Regions from separate parts of the Homo sapiens genome. Here region 2 is linked to region 1. The links are chromatin contacts, found by Hi-C or POLR2A ChIA-PET in ENCODE. All regions are on one chromosome and are shown on one strand. Each heading gives the region's core, a stretch centred on a gene start or an enhancer-like site at or near the end of the contact. The rest is flanking DNA. Distances are from core to core; before and after follow the strand shown. Region 1 holds the start of TAF13 (TATA-box binding protein associated factor 13). Region 2 overlaps AMPD2 (adenosine monophosphate deaminase 2).

Evidence for each region. A loop is a pair of places that touch in the nucleus more often than their neighbours do. ChIA-PET counts read pairs that join two places held with the same protein, here RNA polymerase II (POLR2A). Pooled maps may share reads with other maps.
Region 2: a map of thyroid gland shows a loop between it and region 1 (4-fold over the local background). The contact joins the enhancer-like site here to the promoter of TAF13 in region 1. A Hi-C loop is called at or near these places in 1 of 168 maps with a recorded cell type or tissue (thyroid gland), 1 of 37 single-sample maps with no recorded cell type and 2 of 50 pooled maps. POLR2A ChIA-PET finds 5 or more read pairs at or near these places in 2 of 52 experiments (OCI-LY7 and activated naive CD4-positive, alpha-beta T cell).

The regions. Positions count from the first base shown.
Region 1 is chr1:109,074,712-109,077,626 of GRCh38, forward strand. It overlaps TAF13 (TATA-box binding protein associated factor 13), which reads right to left and starts at 1,292. Exons shown (of 4, transcript NM_005645.4): 1 at 1,210-1,292; 2 at 276-354. The coding sequence starts at 1,236. RefSeq lists enhancers at 1-535, 1,140-1,199, 1,300-1,549.
Region 2 is chr1:109,631,546-109,634,245 of GRCh38, forward strand. It overlaps AMPD2 (adenosine monophosphate deaminase 2), which reads left to right. Exons shown (of 19, transcript NM_001368809.2): 19 at 1-506. Among named protein-coding and RNA genes, the nearest start is that of AMPD2, 13 kb to the left of the region's middle. Within about 2 kb of position 1,251, at least 8 of the 41 ENCODE cell types and tissues checked have a DNase peak (open chromatin) inside an H3K27ac peak, as active enhancers do.

The sequences.
Region 1 (2,915 bases), core at 42-2,541:
GGAGCTTGCAGTGAGCAGAGATTGCGCCACTGCACTCCAGCCTGGGCGACAGAGCGAGACTCCGTCTCAAAAAAAAAAAAAAAGCAATTTATACACACACACACAATTGGGGTTAGGATTGGTACTATCTGATTCAAAAGTTAAACAGAATTTGATAGGCTAGTCTGAGAATATTATCCCTACAGGGAAACATTCAAAGCAATAAAGCTACTTTGAAAGGACATGTCCAAAAGTTTTCATCATCTATAACAAAATCATTGTCAAATACTACTTACATTCTTTAGAAAAAAGTCTCTTTCTTTTACCCTGTCCACCTTCTGCACCTCCTCCAATTTCTTCATTTTCTTCCTCAAACTAGAAGTTAAAATGTATATATAGAAATGTCAAATAATTGCCTTGCATTTGATATTTTAATAATGACATTTTTTTTTCCTTTTCAACAGATAGGCCAGAAAGCCAAAGGAAGCAGCAAAAAAAAAAACCACGAAACCTTAGCATTGAAGGAGCCTATGTATCTAGTCCAACTTCCAACTCATGCAAAAATGGCTTCTACAATGTTCCTAACTAATAATCCTACTGCTTCTACTTGTAAGAGTTCCAATGACCATAAGTTTTATTTTTAAACAACTAAGGTGGCCTATTACTACTGTTACTGTTAAACAGTTGATACTGAATCAAAGTCTACCTTTGTAGACTTTGTAGTAAGCAAAACTAATATTTCCTATGCATTTGCTTATACAGTGCTAAAAACGTTCCTTAAGTAAGCCCGTAACCCTATTTTATAAAAAGAAAACTGATGTTCAAAGTTAAATAACTTGCTCAGAGAGAATGGAAATTTTGAAATCCAGGCTGTCTGACTTTCAATGCATTCTTTTCCCATTACTTCACAGTAAGTACAGTTTTGTTAACAATTGAACTGTTGGCTCATAGTGCGCGCTAATAGATGTTAGTTTTGATCTCTGATGATTCTGTACGTGTTTCAGTGTCTGGCAAATACAGACCAAAATCAAGGGGAAAGGGGTCACAAAACCTACTCTTCCTTCATGTCCTTCCCCACTTTCTAAAATGATCAATCCTTAGGGCGTGAAGTCCCCGAACTCTGTCCGCTGAATTCACTAAGGCAAGCAGACCCGATCCTGAACTCTGCCTCCGCTACTGAGCCCGAAGGAGTGAAGAAAAGACAGGTTTTGGACAGAGACGGTCACTCACCGTGGGGTCTTCTTCCTCATCTGCCATCCCACTAGCACGCCAACTCACAGCGTCCTGCCGGCTGGCTCCCAGCTGGTTACACTACTTCCGCCGCCTCACTTCCGGTGACGCGCGGGGCCGTAGCTGGGCCTAGCCCTCTGCGGCCTGCGGGAGGACGGTGGTGCTTTCCGGCCTAGCGGCGGAAATGCGACAGTCTCTAAGGGAGGAGGCCGGAGCGCCTCCCTGTAATCCCGAAGGAATTGAAAACTAACAAAGAAAAGGAAATCACGGGCTAGGTCGCGAGTATCTCGTTGTCACCCTGAATTTGCTACTGCGTATTGAATCACAGCTTCTTGTTTGGGGACTGCGAAGCTATGGATCATAGGAGGGCAAGCCAGCAGTCCTTTATCAGACAAATATGCTTTTAAATCATTTTAAAGATTTGTAGTTCCACTGTTTCTAAGCACTGTGTTAATTATTGGGGATACTGTGCTTCATCACAAATTTCCAAGAGATGGTGTCCCGAGACTAAGCATTTAAAATTTTGTGAAGGTTTTTTGATTTTTTTTTTTTTTTTTTTTGAGACGAAGTCTCACTCTGTCGCCCAGGCTGAAGTGTGCAGTGGCGCGATCCCGGCCCACTGCAACCTCTGCCTCCCGGGCTCAAGTGATTCTCCTTCCTCAGCCTCCCGAGTAGCTGGGATTACAGGCGTGCGCCACCATGCCCGGCCTTATTTTTGTTTTTTTGAGACACAACCTCACTGTCCCCCGGGATGGAGTGAAGTGGCGCAATCAGGGTTCACTGCAGCCTAGACCTGCTGGGCTCAAGCCATCCTCCCACCTCAGCCTCCAAGTAGCTGGGATTACAGGCGCACACCACCAATGCCCAGCTAATTTTTGTATTTTTAGTAGAGATGGGGTTTCCCCACATTGCCCAGGCTGGTCTGGAACTCATGGCCTCAAGCGATCTGCCCCGCTCTGCCTCCCAAAGTGCTGGGATTACAAGTGTGAGCCACCGTGTCCACCGGGGAAGGCTTTTGGTCAGAACAATGGCTGGCAAAACCACAGGCATCGGAAGGCCAGAGCTAGGGATATAATATAAATGTCCCTACAGTGTAACAGATGATGCTACATAAAGAAAATCCCGTAATACACACGATTTCTGAATGTCCTGCTGAACATTCGGTGAGTGAAAACTAATTATCTGAGAGTTGAACCTATCTTTGTTAATAAACACAAAGCGGCCGGGCGCAGTGGCTCACGCCTGTAATCCCAGCACTTTGGGAGGCCGAGGTGGGCGGATCACAAAGTCAGGAGATCAAGACCATCCTGGCCAACATGATGAAACCCCGTCTCTATTAAAAGTACAAAAATTAGCTGGGCGTAGTGGCGCACGCCTGTAATCCCAGCTACTCGGGAGGCTGAGGCAGGAGAATCGCTTGAACCCGGGAGGCAGAGGTTGCAGTGAGCCGGGATTGTGCCACTGCACTCCAGCCTGGTGACAGAGCGGGACTCCACCTCAAAAAATAAAAATTAAAAAAATAAACACAAAGCATTTTCCCACACTTTTAATGTACGTTGAAGTTTCTAGGAATGTTATTACCCCAAAATTGAATAGTAATTGTATTTTGTTTGGTCTGGAATTCATTAAGAGCTGTGTACCATTTCAAGAAATAACGTCACCAAAAGCAACATCACTTGTAATAATTTGAATAGTGAATAATGAAA
Region 2 (2,700 bases), core at 1-2,500, 560 kb after region 1:
CCTGTCTTGTTCATGTAGCCGAGGGGCAGGCGGGGGACCTCTACACCTCTGCTGTGGGCACGGGGCTGCTGAGGGTCTGTGGAACTCCAGCAGCTCTGCACTGGGTAGAGCTGGGCCTAGAGCTCAGTCACAGGCCTGGGCTTCCTGGCCTGAGTGGGTAGACGCAGGCGGCAGAGGTGCTGGACCACATCTCCGCCAAGTCACTGCCCAGCAGCCTTCTCCGTCCTGTCCCCAGCCCACGTGCTCCTTGGGTGTCAGCTTCCTGTGCCTCTGTGGGAGAGGGCAGCTGCCTTGTGTTATGTCTGGGGCCACAGTTGCTGCAAAGTCCTGGATCTGCCACTCAACCCCGGGAGTGGTGTTCCCAGTGTGGCTCCCAGAGCTTTGACCAGATTGTGATCCCAGCTGGCCCCTATGTTGTGTTCTGGACTGAGGCCTTTGCTGTGAACTGCAGTGTTTCATACGAACCATCTTTCCTAGTGCATGAGAAATAAAGATTATTTAAGTAATGAGGCAGGTGGGGTTTCTGTTGGGAGAGGGAACGCCGTGGTGGGAGGTGGCTGTGGATGGAGGCACCGTGCATTCTGAGGGGAGGGACTAGGCTTGGGTGATGTGTATGTTGTGCATGTGGAAACTGACAAAAGAAGCTGTGGGAGAGAGGAGATGCCCATCCAACCCTCATCCAGCCTGTTCCCTGTGAGGGGAACACCTAGCCCCGGGTCTGTGACACATCCCTGTCACACCAGCTTGGGGGCTGGTGTCTGTTTCCCACCTTGTACTTCCTCCCCTCTTCCAGCCTCTGAGGGGATGGCCTGGTAGATGGGAAATATGCACCTACAGACAAACCTGAGACCAGGGTCTTCTGGGGGGGTCTTGTTTAGATGGCCCTCTCCAGGCCATACTCTCAGAGATTCTGATTCAATAGGCAGAAGGTGTGGCACAGACATCTGCAAACTCTCGGGCAGATTCTATTGCAAGAGGTTGGAACAAGCCTGTGCATTCCGATTCCAGCCCCCCGCCCCCGCCCCAATCCCATCTCAGCCTCTGTCCCATGTTTAATACACAATTTCTGGAGCACCTCCCTGGCACAGAGGTTGCTGAAGTCTGTTCCCCAGGTAAAGAAGGAAAGTGGAATGTGCCCTGGGCTGTGCAGGGTCCTGGGTGGGCAGAGAGAAGCCTGTCGCTGCCCCTGCTGCTGGCTGGGGAGGCCTGTCCTCCCCTGGCTGGCTGCCTCAGAAGCAATTAGCCCTGGAACAGCATGAGCCTGTTTAATTGAGGGCCTGCCCAGAGCCAGAGCAGCTGGAGCAGGAGGGGGAGGCTGGGAGGCTGCTGGCTTCCTCCTCCTTTCTTGTCAGCTGCTCTCCCCCACCCCAGCCTCTTTCAGCAAGCAGGTCTGCACCTGGCCCTGGGTCTCCCAGTGGGTGCCCCGGGAAGAAGCTCTCCTCATCCCTCTCCACTTCCCATTGGCCAAGCCCTCTCCTGGTCAAGACCCAAGGCCCTTCAGTTCAGAAGACACCCCTTGCCAATTCATCCTGGCCACTTACATGTCACAGAATTGAACGTTGGAGCCCGATGAGGGTGGGAGGTGGTGAGTCCAGGGCTCCTTCACCCATGCTGGGCCTCGGCTGCCCAAGGATCCCCCTTAGAAGGGTGAGGGGAACTCACTTTTCAAGTAGGTGAATAATTTAATAACACAAGTGAGCTGTGTCTTGTCTTTGTTTTAACAAGGAAGCAGGATTAAAAGATTTTTCTAGAAGGTCTTTTGGAGGCAAGAACTGCCTGTCCTGTCTGCCAGCACTTAGGACTCCATATTTACTTGTTGAATTTGTCATTTAATAGAATCCTTCAGTTCACTTTCTTGTCTCCTGTTTTTCTTAGTGTGTGTTGAGGCTTAGCTCTAAGAATATTACTAATTTAAAGTTCCTTAGCAGCCTCTTCACGGTTTATTTTTGAAACGAGGTCTTGCTCTATTGTCCAGGCTGCAGTGACCTCCTGGGCTCAAGTGATCCTCCCACCCCAGCCTCATGAGTAGCTGGGACTACAGGCACGTGCCACCTGTAGACGGGGTTTCACCATGCTGTGCAGGCTGATCCTGAACTCCTGGGTTCAAAGTGCTGGGATTACAGGCGTGAGCCACCGCACCCAACCCACAATTTATTTTTTAAACAACTTGCCTCTGGTTTCTTAGTTTCTCAGAAATTTCTCTTTCAAATATTTATCAAGAGAAAATAATCTTAAAAGGCCTTAATACTTCTTCCTATTTGAAAAGAAAATCATTTTCATTAAAAAAAATTTGGAAAATATAGAAAAATAGGAAGAAATAAAAGCCCACTCATAATCTACCAGTTTCACCAAATATTTGCTGCATGCCTGAGATATATGTAGATATTTTAATGCATATCTGTGCATATTTCTGTATTCTTTTCAGTTCTTTTTAAAATGCTATTTTTAAGTTGAGATCACAAGAATGATTTAGGCTTTTTAAAATTTTTTATTATTATTATTATTTTTGAGATGGAGTCTCACTCTGTCGCCCAGGCTGGAGTGCAGTGGTGCAATCTTGGCTCACTGTAACTTTTGCCTCCTGGGTTCAAGTGATTCTTCTGCCTCAGCTTCCCAAGTAGCTGGAATTACAGTTGCGTGACACCACACCTGGCTAATTTTTTGTATTTTTAGTAGAGATGGGGTTTCACCATGTTGGTC